Regions from separate parts of the Homo sapiens genome. Here region 1 is linked to region 2. The links are chromatin loops, found by intact Hi-C in ENCODE. Cell type or tissue: uterus. All regions are shown on one strand. Links, peaks and the distances in the headings refer to the core of each region. The heading gives the core; the rest is flanking DNA.

What was found. Peaks named below come from ENCODE experiments on the same cell type or tissue, not always from the same donor. Only the 100,000 strongest peaks of a DNase experiment are listed, where the experiment ranks them.
Region 1: a loop joins it to region 2, with 9 times the contacts of the local background. A loop is called at or near these places in 1 of 110 quality-filtered maps.

The regions. Positions count from the first base shown.
Region 1 is chr2:143,802,259-143,811,822 of GRCh38, reverse strand. No RefSeq gene overlaps it. Among named protein-coding and RNA genes, the nearest start is that of ARHGAP15-AS1, 31 kb to the right of the region's middle. In uterus, for the core only: no CTCF peak of the experiment used is centred there; a DNase peak (open chromatin) is centred at 3,942.
Region 2 is chr2:144,052,929-144,062,492 of GRCh38, reverse strand. The region is part of intron 6 of QTMAN (queuosine-tRNA mannosyltransferase); the gene reads left to right. Among named protein-coding and RNA genes, the nearest start is that of QTMAN-AS1, 120 kb to the right of the region's middle. In uterus, for the core only: no CTCF peak of the experiment used is centred there; no DNase peak of the experiment used is centred there.

The sequences.
Region 1 (9,564 bases), core at 2,948-5,447, 250 kb after region 2:
CTTCCTTTTCATTGTCAATTGTATCTTGGCTTTCCTTTATTCTGGTTAAAGACTTCATACTCTCTTAGTTGAAAGCCACATTTTCTTGCATGGTTTCTCCTGGCTCTGAGTTATTCCTGTACCTGCTTTGACTCCATGTTCCATGTCACCATTGGACCAACCTTTCTAGAGTGGGGTTCTAATACATGATGTCTGCAAGAATTACTTTATAATATCTGGTTGCTATATGGATATTAGTTGTTCATCTTATTTTGTCACTGACTTGGTAAAGTATCTTTAAGTTCTCCTGATGCCTACTGAATAAAGACAAAATGTCACTGTCTAGCTTTTAAGATCCTCTGTAATATTTTCTAAGTTTGCCTTTCTAGATTTATTTTCTACTAATCCCAATGGATTACATTCTATCTAGCTGAAAGCCTTGCCATGTGTTGGACACATTCAATTTCTTTGGTGACTTGAACTCAGGTTCATGCCATTCTACCCCTCCTCCACCCAACCCCAGACTATCTCTGCCCCAGTGAGAGGGAAATAAGCTGAACAAATATCTAGCATTCTTTGGCAAAGGATGGCTATCATTAATTAAATTTTTAGGTTCAGCATTGGTCCATCTGCTAGTTTTGTACTTCTTTTTTGGGTCATGTTTGAACATTAAGTCGTAATCTTTCATCCACATGGATATCTTCAGAAGAATGAAAAGTAATACTATTGATCATGTAGCAGAGATAAAGGAGTTGGAGGGTTTCATTGATGACATACTAAATTTAAGCCAAGAGCATAAAGTAACAATTAAAAAGCTAGAAATATCTTAGGCTGCATAGATTGAAATTATCTTGTGAGAAATTACAATGCCCGGGCTCTTAGTATGGCTTGGACTATGCCAGGATATTATGTCTGGGTACCCATTTGAAGAGAATCATGGCAGAATGGAGTCTGCACAGAAAAGGATGGCCAGGATGGTGAAATACAGAAATTATTTTATGAGTTAAATGAGAGAAGGAACCAGGATGATTTAACCTGTAGAGGAGATGATTAGAGAAATAAATGTCATCTTTATATGTATGTAAGGCTATTATAAAGAAAAGGCATATGTTTGTTCAGTCAACAAATAGAAGTAGGACAATTAGAACTATTTGTGAATCAATATTATAAAAACTTTCTAGCAAGACCTCTCTCTCATTCAGAGGACAGTAAATAGAGTCTGAGTGACCAAGATTGCTTTAGAAGGGTTTCCTACAGCAGGAGGAGGTTGGACACAAACAACTCTTTAAAATTTGAGATTCTGAAATGGAAAAAAAAAAAAAACCTCTGAGAAGTCATTGGAATAACTTTATGTTAAAAAGGTATGGACTAAGGTAGAAGTCCTGGCAATGAAAAGACAGCCCCCACTCCTTCAAAAAATTGTGAATTGTGAGAGAAATATCAATGAAGTTCATATTTGGGTGACTTGGCAAAAGTGATCATTTGCCTGGAGAGTTCACGGTGGCATGGTCACTATGAAAGAGCACATGACCACAGAAAAACTTTGGACTGGGATGAGTTGTCTTGGAGTAAACTGCAATTCACCTGGGAAAGTGGTGAAAATATTACAGGCATGGAAATTCTGTAGCTATGGGAGAAACTCATGGTTGTGCCTAATTCCCAGGAGACCATTTCTGAGCATCTACAGCAGACACAGCCCCATGCCCACCACCTGGCCTTGAAGTTCACCTGATGGACTTGATACCTATAGTCTCTTCCCTTATGTCTCAGCTGCCTCTCTCCCCATCTGCATTCTATTTTCCTTGCACAGTGTTCTGGCTAAACTCATGGGTGCCAAGCCATCTCTAGGAGCTGTCTGTCTCTGGTCTTCCATTTGTCTTCAGGTTGTCAATTGCAATTGTGAACACAGTTGAGTTTTATTTCTCACAGCTGCACTACCAGTGGCATAAACTGGTGTTCAATGATTCAATAGTCCCCACCCCCCCCACCCTGCTTATTTTTCAGTCTCACATCCTAGCTACTACATTCTTTCACCACCTGTTTTGGCTACAGATCATACTCAGTTTTTTATTCCAGACTGACATGTATGGCCTTGATGCAACTTTACTAGTATCAATGGAAAGAAAAAGATTACCTATAATCTTCTCATAAATCATAGAAAAAGTATAAAAAGCATGAGCAAGTGTAATTTATCACCCTGAGAAGTGGGCATGTAATTACTTGCAAGGCTGCTTTTAGTTTATAGCATAGTTTTCTATTTCTGTCCTTAAACATTTTGCCTGCATTGAAGTTCTGGAGAATTTAGCACATTTGCAAATGCCTGGTGCTGATGCTACTTCTGCAAAATCATGTGCACATCATTTCAATGGCATTGCAACTATCTCCAGCATAGCTAGAGGGGTCTACTAGAACTTCTACTCCAGATCTCCTTGACTAGTATCTTGGCATTTTTAATTGTTCAATAAATTATAGTTCAAGGTGAAGTATACTAACAGATAGTGTTTACATAAATTAAAAACCCAAATAACTTACAGAATTAGATGTCATTTCTTTATGGTGGTGGTGCTATTGCTGGAGTACTTGGCACTGCTTTCATCAGATTATATCTATTCATGTGTTTAGGGCAAACAAAGACAAAATAAATTTGATTTTTTTTCAATTTTTTCGACTTAATTTATTTCTGAATTTCAAAATTCATCTTTATCTCTCCACACCTAAGGCCTTTTATCATTTCCTTACCCAGAAACATTTTCTTTAAAAGTTTAAGCACTTTGAGGATTGAACACATGGAAACTATAGAGCATGCTCTTCTCTCATCAAGGCATTTTGACTTCATGAAAACATCCACTCAAAGTAGAGCAGGCTCTTACTTGAGAGGCTTTCTCAGCTGAGCAGTTCTGGGCATGATCCAACATGGTCCCTATTCTGACTCTATTTATGATCCATGAGGGATCACAACCACCTCTCTCAGAAAGGAGCTCCCTGGTTCCTGGTGGGCTTGTTGTCTTCATTGCTGGTTGAATCAGTGGACATCCTTATGCACAAAGCAGCCTAGTGCTAGCTCTCATGCAGGGAAATGTGGACAGAATAATTTCAGCAAAAATTGGGCATGGCAGATAAATTAAACACCATCATTTGCATAGTGGTTGGATTTTAGTTATCTGCATTAATGGATGTTAGTATTTTGCTTTCACTAAAAATTGGTCCTTTTGGAGCTAGAGGTAATCTTCTGTCAAATAGTTATAAACAATGAAACTGTTTTTATGGAAGTGAATTTCAAGAGAACTTAAAAGCTGTTGAGTGTCCCTAGCCCATCTTTTTCATACCTGTTCAACTTATTAATATATCTTTCTTCCATCTTATCTTGAGGATGGACCAAATTAACCATTAGCTAAATTTAGCATACTAGCCCAAACAGATCTGCATTCTCTTTCTAATCCTACCCTGTGACTCACTCTATTTCTTAACTGAGGGAACTAATTAAGCACTTTGTTGCAAAAGTGTCCCCCTCCCATTCAGCTCCTGCTGGGTTCTTGGCTGCAGTTGGAATAAAAGTGAATGAAGATGGTGATAATGTCAACCAAGTTGCTATACATGCAAAATTTGTAAATAAACAAACTTTGTCAGGCACCTACCTCATGTAAGGTCATGGTCTAGACCCTGTGGTAACATGCGGTCCTACACTATGATACCTGCTGTTGCCGGTGACATAGGGAACACATGGAAATTCTGGAGCATGGAAATTATCCTCCAGAATGGTTCGTCGGCGTCACATTCCCTCTAAACAGATACACTGCAGTGAAGATCTGGGTCACTTTTCTGTGGGTTTGAAGCTTATTGAAGGTCTTAGATCAGCCCTATTCCCCTCAAATGACACTGTACTCTGTTCAGTGTTGCTTTGGATCAGACCTTGTGAAAGGGGGTGGGCTCTGGACCTCTGGCAAGCTACTGGCATCCTCCTCCTGTGTTATGTGCAATGTTGCGTAATATGTCCCTGTTAGGCAAATGTGCTGCAGTTGAAAACAAGGTTGGGACATCAGTGTTCCTCAGGGTTGGGGATAACCTTTCATGTACTTCCTCAAGACACAGTATTACTGGATATATTTGATTTACACATAAACTAGGTAAGTTTTAAACTCTCTAAGATATAGACATTTATGTATTGCTTGCATTTTATTTTCTGAATTCCTTCATTCTAAATCCTGAACAATATTGCCTTTGTTATATAATCATACAGCTGTAGTCTTTTCTTGAAAATATGCTAAGTTCATTTCTACCATAGAAAAATAATAGACATTTGGATTCCCTCTTTGCCTTGTATTATAGGATACGAGAGACTAGTAAAATGCTAATAATATTTTACTAGGAGAATAGGACACCTTTTCTGACTTAACTACATTTAGGTGACATCATGGCTTCACATGACAACATGAGTTAAGATGAAATACACTCATTAAAAACCAAATGCCATCATGTCATGGGTAACTTGTGATCTCTTGCTTTGGAATGTGAAGCCTTGCAGAGCATGCCAGAGCCCACATGATATCTGTTATTAATCATAAGAATAAATTCTACCCTACTCTTTAGGTTGTTCATTCACATCACCAGTTAACAACTCAACACAATCTTTAGTAATAGAAAAAGAGAAATCTTGTACATTCCACTGATTTGAATAATTGCTTGGAAACTTGATAATGTGTTAGCATTCATTTGCTGAAAAGTGGGCCAATGATGGTAAAACGATTTCATCTTAAAATGGGTATGTGCAGCCGCGTGTGGTGGATCACGCCTGTAATCCCAGCACTTTGGGAGGCCAAATCAGATGGATCGTGAGGTCAAGAGTTCGAGACCAGCCTGGCCAATATGGTGAAACCCCGTCTCTACTAAAAATACAAAAATTAGCCAGGCATGGTGGCATGCACTTGTAGTCCCAGCTACTCGGGAGGCTGAGGCAGGAGAATCACTTGAACCTGCGAGGCAGAGGTTGCAGTGAGCTGAGATCGCACCACTGCACTCCAGCCTGGGCGACAGCGAGACTCCATCTCAAAAAAAAAAAAAAAAAAAAAAAAAAAGGGTATGTGTCTATTTGTCTGTATCTGCAGCTGGTTAACTCCTTGGTTAGAACACCTGGTTAATGAAACCCATATTAGGTGCTCCTCATGGGGCCCTGTCAACATCTCTCTTTTATGGGTCATGAGTTTCATATCTGACCCCAACCTGCTGCCACACACATGTTCACTACTGGCCAATAAGGAGAAGTAACTAGAGATCATCCATTGCTTAAAGCAAAAGCATCATCACATTGAGGAAAACAACTCATAGCACATAATCCATGGAGGGCAGTTCGGTAACATCGCCTCGAGTGTATCTGTGGTTGTGCAAAATGGACATGTCTGGATGTAAAGACATGCACCACCAGAGACAGTTACTAATCATGTCACTGATGGAGATTCGTCTGGGGAAAGACGATTATGAAATAGCAGTTTGTATCAAAGATTAGTTTAAAGACAGCTGTAGATTTATTATTTTAAAAACTCTGGATGAGGGTATTGAATTCGATAAACTTTAAAGTCCTTCCAGCTCTAAGTCCTTCCAGCTCCCTACAGTCTCCAAGTGCATTGATTAACATACATAATGTAAAACAATGTAGTTTTGTAAAGCAAAATTGGCAGGAAGAGAATATTCTCTCAAGAAAAAATACTTTTCTGTGAGTCTTCCCTTCAAGCTACCAAAAAAAGGTGATCAAGTAGAGCTTAAAAATAATTTCTGGGCTTAAACTTAAAATTCTTTTATCTGGAACAGATTATTTCATTCCACAATTAGAAATGAGATCCAAAATGCAAATATTACTCAGAGAGATAGCACATTGCCTCATATTCACACTATGGTGTTAACAACTGCTATAAGAGCCATTTTACAGAGTAAGTTTGAGAGGGGGAAGCATACCTTATTCAAATATATGAAGATGATTTTACAAATTGTATCCTATTTTATTCCAGTCCCAATTCTGCCAACCCTTCTGGGTATGTTACAGTTTTAAAGACAGTGCTTCAAAATCTGAAGAGGGAAAAAAATGGAAACAGCTTAAATGAGAATATCACTCCTAGGCTTTCACCAAATACATTTTCATAGTTTTCCAGTTTGTTATATCTTCTTGAGAAGGAGTGAAAATTCTTGGAATTAAATGTACAATAAAATACCACGTATATACTCGTTCTTTAAAGCTTTGTATCTCTATTTTTTCTAAGCTATCTTAGTTTAGATCAAGTCTGTCTTGCATCTGAATTTGGCAAGCCACATTATTTACTGTCCTATTGACCAGAAGGAAATCCGTCTAATACTTGAAGCTCGATTCCATTTGAAGATCTGTTCAGTCACATAAAAGTGCTATTTTGATAGTAATAAAACAAAGTTACATAGGAGAAAAATATCTTTGTAAATGAACTGGATCTTGAAGCTGCAGGATTGCTGTTCCTCATTGTCCCTGTACATGGAAAAAGGGAATCAGGGCTCCAAATATGGTGAGGGATTGCAGGTTGGCTATATGAATTCTGTATTCTTGATATAAGAGTTTAAAAAGGGTTACAAAGGGACACCATTGAATTTGGTCCTGGAGAAGCTTTTCTATGAGTTTGGCTGCTCTGTCCTTGTGGGATTGTGCAGACGCAGACCTCACCTGTGATAGTTATAGACACATGAACCTCCTGAAATCATTTGAGCGGGAATCACAAGGAAAGAATAAGTCTAGGTGTTTTGCAAAGAAAATTTTATATGCCTCAGCTGTAAAATGATTCATTACCCAACCCGTACTGCCCAAGAGATGTCAGGCTACTTGAACAGAAATGGAACAAAAGGCCGCCTACCTGGCTCACTCACCTCAATTGCTCTCTTATGCAGACAACTTTGAACCCTTTTCATCCATGAAGCTGAGACTGGCAAAAGCTGGCAGGCTCCATCCCAGTGCCCTCCACTCTTGCCCTAGTTTGGTGCCCAGTGTTTCTAGTTCCCCATCCTAGGTTTGAGACTAGATGCCTGCCAAATCCCTTCTCTGGTGAGAACAGCTATTACTTTGGGCCCATGTAAAGGCCTCCTCAGTGAGATCATTTTGCTTAACTTTTGATTGTTAGGTGACCAGACCTTTGAAAAACTGATATTCTTTTCCCCTTATAACTATAAACTGGAAACTCCACTCATTTTGATATGGTGTATTGGAAGACCGGGCTTTCATTCTTCTGAACTTCCCATATAATCAAAAGAACCTAATGAATTCAAGTTGCCTGTAACATTTTGTGTGTTTCTGAGTTGAAACCAAATTCCTAAACAACTATGTGAGCAATAATGAAATTCAGGCAGAAAGGTTCTATTTTCCTGTTGTTAGAAAAGAGAATTTTATGGTGAACTCCTGGGTTCTACTCCCTGTGATTCAAGACGACATAACATTTAGCACTTATCAAATGCATGTTAGCACACAGCTTATGCCAAAGACCCTGAAGAAATGTAATGACTGAATTGTTTGATCAGGAATGCAACTTATAGAATTATATAAACTTGCATTCTACCATGTTAAAAACGACACAGACATCTATAGATTGCAGTTTAATTGTGGAGATGATACAATAAAAGAGCTCCCTCATGCTTCCATATGAGAGGGTTTAGGTACAGTAAGCAGAACGTAATGTTTCCAGTTGGAATTTGGCCAGAAGCTGAAGATTAAAAACCTCAGTGTTATGAAAAGTTCCATGGGATGTTTAATGACTAGAAATAGCCAGAAGCTTATATTGATGGCATCCCAAAATAGTACCTCTATCTGGATTAGTCCAGCCGGGTCATGCTGGGGCACAGTTTGGGCAATAGTTAAAAAAGAAAACAACAACCCATTTATTGAATCATAAACATAATTTCTAATAGCTCTGAGTTGGAGATTTGTGTTTGAGCACTACTTACCAACTTTTACCAGCTTCTTTGGATGTAGCATCCCACTGGCACTCAATAAATGCAATAAAGAAAATATGTTAGGTAGGCTTGAATGATTACGATGACAGTTAGCATAGGGAAGCAAGGACCATAGTTGCCTTTACAAGTAGGTGACTGAGATGGCTTCCTATGTGATGTGTTTTCAAAGGCAAGGGGAAGGACACAACATACCACACCACCTTGGTTTGGTTTGCTGGTGCCTGAAATTTCAGAAATGCATTTTTTTTTTTTTTTGATTAGCACTTAGCCTCCTATTTCAAAGCAAATCTACTTGAAAAAGTTAATACATAAAATTTAGTTGTCACTTAAGTCATAATATAACATGAGCTTTTCATATCCTATTCAAAAGTTTTGGTAGAACTGAAAGTAAAAGATCTTTAAGAATGAAACTACTGGGTGAGTGAACCACTAGGGGAGGAAAAGTTTGCAACAAGGCAAGTATGAGGGCAGCAAAGACAAATTTCTCCAACCTCACTTTTATGGGCTGAACTGTGTCTTCTTGAAATTCATATGTTTGAGCCCTAACCCCTAGTACCTCAGAATGTGACTATATTTGAAGACAACAGGGTCTTTGAAGACGTAAGTAAGTAAAATCAAGTCATGAGGGTAGCTTCTAATCCATTTTTGTCCTTATAAGAAGAGGTGATTAAACACAAACAACACAGATTGAGGGATGACCACGTGACGACACAGGGAGAAGACGACCCTGCTTACGCTTTGACCTTGGATTTCCCAGCCTGCAGAACTGTGAGGAAATGAAATTCTGTTGTTTAAGCCACCAAGTCTGTTGTATTCTGTTATGATAGCCCTAGCAAACTAAAACACTCACTCTTTTTCAAAGGGAAGGTGTCAGGACTGCTAGTTAGATTGCTCAGCTTCTTTGAAGCTGAGGCTTTTATCTGAAGTAGTTCTTAGATCTTTCTAGCCCCAGGGAAAACCCCTATGGACCAGGTCCTTCACCTCAGGCTGATTTTGTCAGGCATGGATTAAATTCAAAATATTATTTGGACATACACTGGAAGAAAGGTGATGAGCAAAAATTAAGCTAGAAACACTAATTGTGGTGCTTCCTATTAGTGAGATGGAGTCCGATCAAGTCACTGTTTGAGGAAAGCCATGGTTGATTGGCCAACCCTCCATATTAAAAATGAGGACTGCCTGTATTTTCACTTCTTAAAAACTATGGGCAATTTTCCATGATGTCCCTCTGTTGGGCACTTCTGATGTATTAAATGAATTTTGGTAAGAGATTTTCAAAATGGGCTTTTGGAACTTGGATACTTTGGCATCAGCAAGCAACAAAGGGCTTCTTGTATTAATATTTTTAAATGTAAATATAAAGTAACTGCGGTAACAGCAAGTCAGGGTATTCATGTTTAAAACCAGTTTTCATTGTTAATAACGAAACTGCAGACTTCTGACTCAACTGTTAACGTGTTGCTGGTGGAACCCGGGAGTCTGAAGGGCAAGGATAATTTATAGTTGCCAAATCACTGAGAGAAAATTCCAACTATGTAGAAATGTAAATATTCAGTATTAGAAAGGATAATTAAGGATAGGCTAAATATTTACCCAGTTCTCTTCTTTTCAAATTACAAATAAGACTATTCT
Region 2 (9,564 bases), core at 4,013-6,512:
CATGTATTTATTCACTTACTAAAGGTAATATTTATGAGCAAGGGTTCTAGAGTCACACTGCCTGGGTTTGGACCCAGACCTGAGACCTAGGGCAACTACTTAACCCCTTTATGCCTCAGTTTCCTCATCTGTCCAATGGCAGTGAGACAGGAGAATTCCCTGGACCTCTTTGTGGGTATTGTGATGGGTGTCTTGTTTACTCGGCCACTGTGTGCTCAAACGCCTTACGGGAAGGGGAGCACACAGATGAACAGGTGCAGGAGGCGGGGTGAGTGCTTTTGGGCTCCAGCCCCATGGCAGGGTCTAGGGGTGTTACAGTGCTCTTTTAGTCCTAACATCTGGGGATGGCTTAAGTGTTAAACAGCTAGTGAAGAGTCAGTGTGACAGCCTTTTTGGGTTCCTCCACCTAGTGCATCCCAAATTCTTGTCTGGCATCCAGGAAGAATCAGGTCACATGGACTTCAAGGATGGTGAACGCGGGGATTTTACTGAATGATGGAGGTGGCTCTCAGCAGGATGGAAAGCTGGAGAGGGGATGGGGTGGGAAGATAATCTTCCCCTGGAGTTCGGCAATCCCGCAGCCAATCTCCTCTCTAACTGTCCCCAGTCGAACTCCTCTCGATGTTCAGACGCTTCCTCTCTTCCCTCCTTCTCTGCTCTGCCACTCTGCCACTCTTCTGCTCTTGGAGCCTGGGGTTTGGGGTTTATATGGGCACAGGATGGGGGGTGTGGCAGGCCAAATGGTAACATTTGGGCACAAAAACAGGAATGCCTGTTCTCATTTAGGGCCACGGGTCCAGGCTTGAGGGTGGGGTTTAGCCAGGAGCCCAGCCCTTCTGTATCAGCAGCATTAATAGTACCTACTTCATACAATTTACTTTACAGTGAAGGTAAAACATGTCAGCACCTAGGTCATAAGTACTCAATAAATGTTAGTAGAGGAGGAAGAGTTTTTGTTACATATTATTATCTTCATCAGCCATTATTACCTGCTAATAAAGTCAACAGAGTGATGCCACAGTAATTTATATTTAGGTTTCAATTATATATAGTTTTACAAATTGGAGACTTATTTTCCATGCTATCTAATTAATAAAGCAATTCAAAGAAAATGCAATAATGGAGGGAACTTGTAAGCTGTAAAAGTAGCTTTGCCCAGAAGAGAACCACAGTGAATGTTCAGTCAAATTTTCATACATTGATGGAAATCTTATTCCTTATCAAATATTAATTATAAGAGGAGAGGAGAGTTCCTGGACAAAATAAATATTTTGTTTTCTCGAACTTCCAAGCTATAAAAAAATGAAGTCATGATTTCAGAAGATATTTTGGTCCTGTTTTTTCAGGTTACACAAATATTTATTTGTGTTTATTTTCCCTACTTTTCCTGAGCCATAGACTACAAATATTTAAATTCAAAATATTCATACTTAACAAGGACACTGTATTGGGAACTATAATTTCAAGGTGATAAAAAGAACAGTTCACTAAAAAAAAAATTATATGATGACATGATTCTCTAAAATTATTTTTCCATAATGATTTACCTAAAGTTAGTTCAGACCATTATTAAAATGAAAAAAGGAAACTCGATATTCATACTTTTAGAAAGAAGTAGGCTTTATGTTTATAAACATTTGGAGGGCTGTGAAATGGTAATTGTTAATTTCTGTTTACATGCTTGGACATTAACAGTTATTTTGGAGTCAGTATTTTTGAAAGCTTAATTTTCAATAATTTTCTTTGAAGACAAGTCATACAATTTCTCCATGCAGATATATGCATTTGAGAATGATGTAAAAATTATAGCCTAGCAAAATAGCTCCTGCCTACAAGAGGAGACTACAAATTTTGGTTGTAGAGAAAGCCATGATTATGAGGATATAAAGATCTGATAGCAGTTTATCCTTTTGTTTAAGATTAAGATGCTTGGGCTGGGCACGATGTCTCACACCTGTAATTTTAGCACTTTGGTTGGCCGAGGTGAGTGGATCACCTGAGGTCAGGAGTTTGAGACCAGCCTGGCCAACATGGCGAAACCCTGTCTCTACTAAAAATACAAAAATTAGCTGGGCGTGGTGCCAGGCGCCTATAATCCCAGCTACTCAGGAGGCTGAGGCAGGAGAATCGCTTGAACCAGGGAGGCGGAGGTTGCAGTGAGCCGAGATCGTGCCATTGCACTCTAGCCTGGGCGAAAGAGCAAAACTCGGTCTCAAAAAAAAGAAAAAAAAAAATTAAGATGCTTGGATTAGGTTATCCTACATAGGATAGATTATGTAGGTTAACCTACATAATCTGTATTTGTATGGTACATATATTCATTGTACTCAGACTTTTTTTTTTAGTGGAGCCAAACTCTATACATCAAAAGTTTGATGGGATTCTTTCCTAGAACTTCTTAAGAACTGACCAGAGAAGGTAGATATTATTCCAGGAAAAACAAAGACAAGCACAGAGAGGTGAATGAAATTTACATTCTGGTGGTGGAGACTGCAAATAAGTTAAAATAATTTCAGATATAGTTAAGAGCTGTGAAGTAAAGAAGATAAGGTAATGAAAAAAGAGGGGTGAGTAGGAGGAAGGTGGTGTGGTAGCTAGATGAGGTGACCTGGGAAGGCGTCCCTGAGAGATGAAATTTTGGCTAACACCTGATTGACAAGAAGTGAAGGCCAATAGGGGGACGAGCATTCCAGCAGAAGTAACATGTGGCACATTCTAAGAGTGGAAATAAGCCCAGGGAAGAAGGGGAGAGGTATAGGAGGCAAAGCTGTTAAGGTGGGGATGGCCTTGTCTTAGTGATGAGTTTGCATTTGTTCATTCTGAGTTCAATAGGAAGCCATTGGAGGGTTGGATAGGGGTGAGGCATGATTTGATTAATTCGTAGACTAGGTAGAAGGCTCTGGCAGTAGTCTATACCAGAGATCATTCAAATCCAAATCCCTCATTTCTTTCTTTCTTTTCCCCAACTGTGCATTCTTTCTTCTGAAAACCCACAGCTCACTCATCCTTTATTTAACAGATATTTATGAAGCCAACACAGTGTGCCAGATGGTGTACTAAATGCTCTGTTATAAGGATGAATGATGCTATCCTTTTCCTATCCTTAATGATTAGTCTGTGTTTGCTTGGGTACAGTTGTATTCAAAAGAGAGCCTAAATCTTCACAGGGAAGAAAGGAATGGCTTGAACTGAGGCTTAAAGGATGTGTAGGAGTTGACTGTATGGAGAAGGGGACTAGCATGAGAGTATATCAGGCAAAGAGAAGAGAAAATATAAAAAACTAGAGGCACAAAAACTATGGCATGTTCTGGAATAAAACAAGTAGTTCTGCAAAGCTATGATATATGTTTGGAATGAGTGGAGATGAGGCTGGATGAGCAGTCAGAGGCCAGAATCTGAGGGCTATGCTTGCTGCACTAAAGAGGCAAATGTTATCCTGTAGGATACTGGGAGCCAGCAAAGACATTTGAGCAGAGTAGAAACAATACCAGCTTTCCTTGTTATATATTTAACTGTGATGGAGTTCATAACATTAAATTGGAGAAAACTATCAGGTTATTGTAATCATTGAAATGAGGCACTAATTGTCTGGACTGAATGAGCTAAAGGGACAAGGACAAGGAATTGAGGAGACTCTTTGAAACTTGGGGGTTGATTAGATGGGGATGGCTAAGAAGAAGGGAAGAAGGCAGAACCCAGTGTAACAGATGGTACCATTCAACAGGATAAAAAAGTCCAGAGAAATGAGCAGGATTATAGGACACAGTTTTGAGCTCAAGAATTGGAACTAGGAGTTTGGAGCGTCCCTGGATATATCCTGTTGGAAGTTTAATACATGTCTCTAGAACTCCTGAGAGTGTTAGATCTAAAGATAAAGATTTTAAACTTGATACAGTATAAATTAGAAGCCAGAAATTGGTATTCCTTAGGCTATATCAGTCTCTAAAATTTGCTTCATTTATTTTGCTTTTTAAAAAATTCATGGATTTTATATAATAACCTATTAATAGACCTAGTGATATTATGCCTAAATTCCAAGAAAGTGACAATATGCTGGGTTAAGAAAAAGGCAGTACCAATAGATTGGGCACTCTTAAATTTATTTTATTTTATTTTTTGCCAGAGTACCAACCAACTCACTTCATCTGCTTATATTACTTAGTTCCTATTGATATTTGAGTTTGCAGCCCTTAGCAGAATGCATAGAGTGAAAGCAGAAAAGGATCAAGCCTTGTGGAACATCAGAGTTCAAGGAAAGATTGGACAGGGGAAGAGGAAAATCCCAAAGAGAAAGAGAGAAAGCACATCTCCAAAAGTTTCTTTGTGTGTGTGTGTGTGTGTGTGTGTGTGTGTGTGTGTTTAGCGGGGTGGGGGAGGGGGGTTCTTTCTTTCTTTTTTTTTTCCTTCTGGTTTTTCTCTGCAGACTTTTTGCAATCTTCGCAATGACTTTTGTTACCTTGCTTTCTCTGGACTAACCAATCTATGTTGTTTATGTTAGAAAAGTTCTCCCATATAGCCAGCTGTGGTGATGCACAACTGTAGTCCCAGCAGCTACTTGGGAGACTGAGGTGGGAAGATTTGAGCCCAGGAGTTCAAGGCCAGCCTGTGCAACATAAGTGAGACCCTTACTCTGAAAAGTGAAAAAGAAAAGATCTTTCTAAACCCTGGATCCTGGTTATTCATACCATGGTCCGTGGATAATGTTTCCATGTGGGAGTTTCTTCACATTATTTCTTGGGAAATTTGGAGGTTTTTCAAATACTGAATCTTGAAAAAAGAGATTCAGTTGAGAAATCATAAATACTTGGAAGAGGTATTATAATTCTCCTGCAATAATTAAAGCTTTAAAAATCAACATAGACACATGATTAGAAGAAACCCACTATGGTCAAATTGAAAATCAGAGCAGGAAACATTAGCACACATAGTTGAAGGTCAGATTGCCATTTCTGGGGACCGAGACCAGGTCATATGAGAGATAAGTGGTCAGGATCATCATGATTTTTTGAGGATTTATTTAATGATTGGTACCCATAAGAGACTGGGAGCTTCATGAAGGCAAGAATTGCATGTCTTCACCTTTAGCACTTTACCTCTTGCATATATATCTTGGTCTCTCAGTAACTTGATAAATAACAAGTTTAAACCATCAAGGATAGTAGTTTTGAGAGCATATAATGGATGAATAAATGGATGGTTGGATGGAAGGAGATAGAGTTGTTCAAGAAAGTTTTCCAATGTATTAAAAGTGAGTTTTATAATTTATTATTGTCTACCAGCTTAGTTGCCATGGAGCCAATTAATTTGCCTTAAGTGACAACATACACACATTTTATCTTTTTCTGGTCATACAGGGAAGTTCAACGTCTTGGCCACCTTGATATTTCAAAATAATTTGTAGGCAGTGTGGGTACTTTAGAGCCATTATTAGAAATTAACTCTGATTGCCTTTGTTCAGGTATTACACAAAGGTGCAATTTTGGATGGATCTCCAAATGGAAGTAAAATTATCTTAATATACAGAGATTCACACTGTCAAAAATTTTTTGAGAGAGATAGTTTTGCTATCGCAAAATGTTTTATTGGAATACATTTGTGATAGTTTTGTTAAGTATTTCGAAAAGTTCTTGGATTCTTCAGCACCACTACCTCTTGGACATTTTACTTGGCTTGTTTTTTATAGATTCTCAAAGCCAGGTTCACGGAGCTCCTTCCAGAAAAGCTTCGATTCACTCTAGTCCCCAACATGTAGACTTCACTCTCCTTATTCTTGTGTGACTCAGTCTGCTAGAAGGAAGGGATTTGTGTAGACTGGGGCAGTCCTAGAAGGAGAGAGTGAAGATTGAGTATGACTATTCATTCAGCACCTTTTGAGTGTTTACTGTATCCCATGCCCTGTTCTGGGATATAGGAATATCGCAGTATGCAAAACAAAAATCTTTGCCCCCAAGAAGCTTCATTCTTGTGTGGTGATTGGAGGGAGGAAAGACAGATGACAAACAAGTACAGTGTGTGTCAGATGGTGAGAAGTGCTGGAGCAAAGAATGAAGCAAGAGAGGGGCTCGTGACCCTGAAGTTTTAGTCAAAGGTTTGATTGCCACAATCATAAACTTCAACCTTCAGGGTGCATTCATCCTGCAGACATGTTTTGTTCAGACCACACATAGTTCTTTAAAAATAAACCAGACCTGAGTTAGTTCATTTAATTTAGTCATGACATTTCACATTTAAAAGTCTTGACATTTCACATAAATTCTCAATTTCTAGATTTTACTGAAAAACCTAAATATGTGGCAGCATTCCAGCATTGGCTAAAGTTTAGTACTGGCTGCTTCTTTAAATATGACATCATAAAGCTAGAGTACAGTAAAGTATACCTATATATAGTAAAATATAGCATAGCTCACTGTGTATCAGAAGTCATACTAAGAACTTGACATGTATTAGCTAATATAATCTTCAAAATAACCATCCGAAGCAGGTGCTACATTGAGTCACAGAGAGGTGAGGTAAGGTCACCAAGGTCACAAAACTAGTAAGTGGTGCGGCCAATATTTAATCCTAGAAGGTCTAGGTTCCAAGTCCAATTCTAACCATTGTATATATACCTTCTTCCACTTTGCCGCTTGATGAACTTCATTTGTTTCTACCTGATGGTCAGGTTCTAGGTCTCTGTCATGATCCAGGCATGACTGCCCCAGGATCTAGAGGGAGCCTAAACTTGTAGATGGACCTTCTTAGTGGATCCTTCTCTGGAACTCGAGGGGACAGGGAAATAGGGTACTTGCCACCTCCCACTATTGTGCCCTTCTAGCTGCACTCAGTGACTCCTGCCCCCTCTAGCTAAATCCATTTCTGTAATGCTGCCCACCCGTGTGAGCAGTTCTGGTGGATGCCTCAGTTCTGCCTCCTCTTTCCTTCTTTGCACCACGCGATTACCTTCATGCCTTCACAAATCCTGAGATAAGAACAAAAAGCCTCAAAAAACCATGCATTTGACTGAATTGAATATTCATCATAGGGTGAAATATGAAGGCTAATGATCTTTTCCTTCTTCCTTTTTTAATTACCTAAAAAAAAAAACTCCACTTGAATCCGTTTTAGAAGGTAAAACTCTCAGAGGGGTGTGTGTGTGTGTGTGTGTGTGTGTGTGTGTGTCTGTGTGTCTGTGTGTGTGTGTGTTCCATTTCAGGGAGGTGAATACTTGTCACCACTTAAGTGGTGGTATTTGACTTCAAAGGACAAAAAGTAATCCATTACCTGAATATTAACAGCAATAAAACTTAGCAACAATAAATATTTAGGAGTGCATGAGTCTCCTTCAACTCATTTACAGACTGATTGGAAGGTTTTTCCAGCTCAAGGGACTGAAATTTGGCATCTACTCCGCTAGCCTAAGTTCATTTTTTATCTTCTTCTTCCTTTTCAAAAATTGTTTCTTAGTTACAGAGCATCAAACATAAGTTGGATGTGCTTTCAAGCTTTTAGGGGCCAATTTTGGATTTTGCAATCTTATTAAACAACAGCCCCCAGAGTCAGATACATATTATAAAACCATATCTTTAAAGTGCATATTATTTTCAACCTGTTTGATCAGTGGATATCACACTTGTCAACATTAGGAGCTAATGAAAGAATTTTGCTTCAGAAAAAAGCCAAGCAAGGAAGGGGAAAAGAAAGGCATTACTAGCATTATAGTAAGGAGTTGCATTCTGTCTCTGGAGGGCATCTCGGGCAGGGATTAGGAGTGCTGATCCCAGAACAGTTGGCCTCAGAGCAGTGCTGGTGGGCAGGAGTCAGGCCTAGTTGAAGTTCAAAGGCTATGTCAGCCCCATCATCCAGGCCAGGTCAGGGGTTCATCATCCTTCATGTAACCCAAGGCAGAACCCTTACAACCAACTCCTTTTTGACACTAAATCACATCTCTTTAACATTTCTTGAGTAAACTGTGATTTATCTAAAAATATACATGTTAACAAGATTTTGTCTTTAGGGGTTCTGCTACTCATGTGACTTCAGGCTCACCCACTTAACCTCTGTGGGCTTCCGTTACCTCTTCTACAAATGAGAAGCTGGGCTAAATGATCCGCAAGGTATCTACCAGCTCTTACATTCTGGGGGCTACAGAGGTCTATGGGAAAGTAGAATTCTGTTTGTAGTTCTCTTTTTATAATCATTTTTATTAGAGTGAGCAAAGAACCTTTGTTGTGCTGTCTTCAGATTATTATTCAGTCTTTCTCTTTTGTTCTAAGGACCTGAACCTGTGTGGGAAGGTTTTGTTTTTTTGGTTTTTAAATTTTTTTTTGAGACAGAGTCTCACTCTGTCGCCCAGGCTAGAGTGCAGTGGCTCAATCTCTGCTCACTGCCAGCTCCGCCTCCCAGGTTCGAGCCATTCTCCTGCCTCAGCCTCCCGAGTAGCTGGGACTACAGGCGCCCACCACCCCGCCCGGCTAATTTTTTGTATTTTTTAGTAGAGACGGGGTTTCACCGTGTTAGCCAGGATGATCTCGATCTCCTGACCTCATGATCTGCCTGCCTCGGCCTCCCAAAGTGCTGGGATTACAGGCGTGAGCCACCACGCCCGGCCAGGTTTTGTTTTAACATTGTTTTTTGGTGGAGTGGCTAGGGTACAGATCTGCCTAACATTGTTTGTTTGTTTCTAATTCCTTGATGCAGAGTGGGGTGACTTAAGGCTCCTGAATATGCTGAAAGGCGAAATGTTTGTAGACCCTCAATCTGGCCTTGGCTAAATGACGTCCAGAAGCAGCAGGTCTGCTGTGCTGGAAGGAGGAGAGTGGAGTTGGAGGCAGAAACTCTGGTTTCAAGTCCTGTCTCTGCCACTCTGAACCACAAATGATTTATTCTGAGAATAAGCATGGAAACAATATCAGGATGTTATAAGGATGTGATTTGTGAAGTACTTGATAAACTCACTGATGCTTCATTCAGGTAGAAGGTACTGTTACTAAGTTTCTAAGCGTTCAACAAAACATGCTTATTATTGTCATAGCAGCTGAGGATATAATAATATACTGAATAATAAAAAGTGTGTGTATATAGGTTTGTGCCATTATTTTACCAAACCTAAGAGTATCTTATGATTTTATGTTCTAGTCCTCTACCCCTTTGCAGATAACCAGCTAAATTTTTATTTTTACATAAGATTGGCAATAGATGATCTGGCACAGTGACTTTCAAAGTTTGTTTTTTTACTCCAACCCACAGTACATTTAACACTGTGATCTGGTACATATATGTACATTTATCTGAAACAAAAGTTTCATGAAATAGTACTATGGGTAGTTCTTTTTAATGTTTTCTTTTCCTCTTATTTATTTCATTTCTTTTTAAAATGCTGATCATGACTCACTAAATTGATTTTATGATCCATTAATTGGTCATGAAAACACTGACCTAGCACATGCTTGATCATTTTCTTTTTTCTTGGGAATACCAGTTTGGACATCGATATGTATGTGGAGTATCAGTGCATGACCAGGATCACCTCCTGTGTATCCATAACCCAAAATATTCCTTTAAAATAGGCCGGGCGTGGTGGCTCAC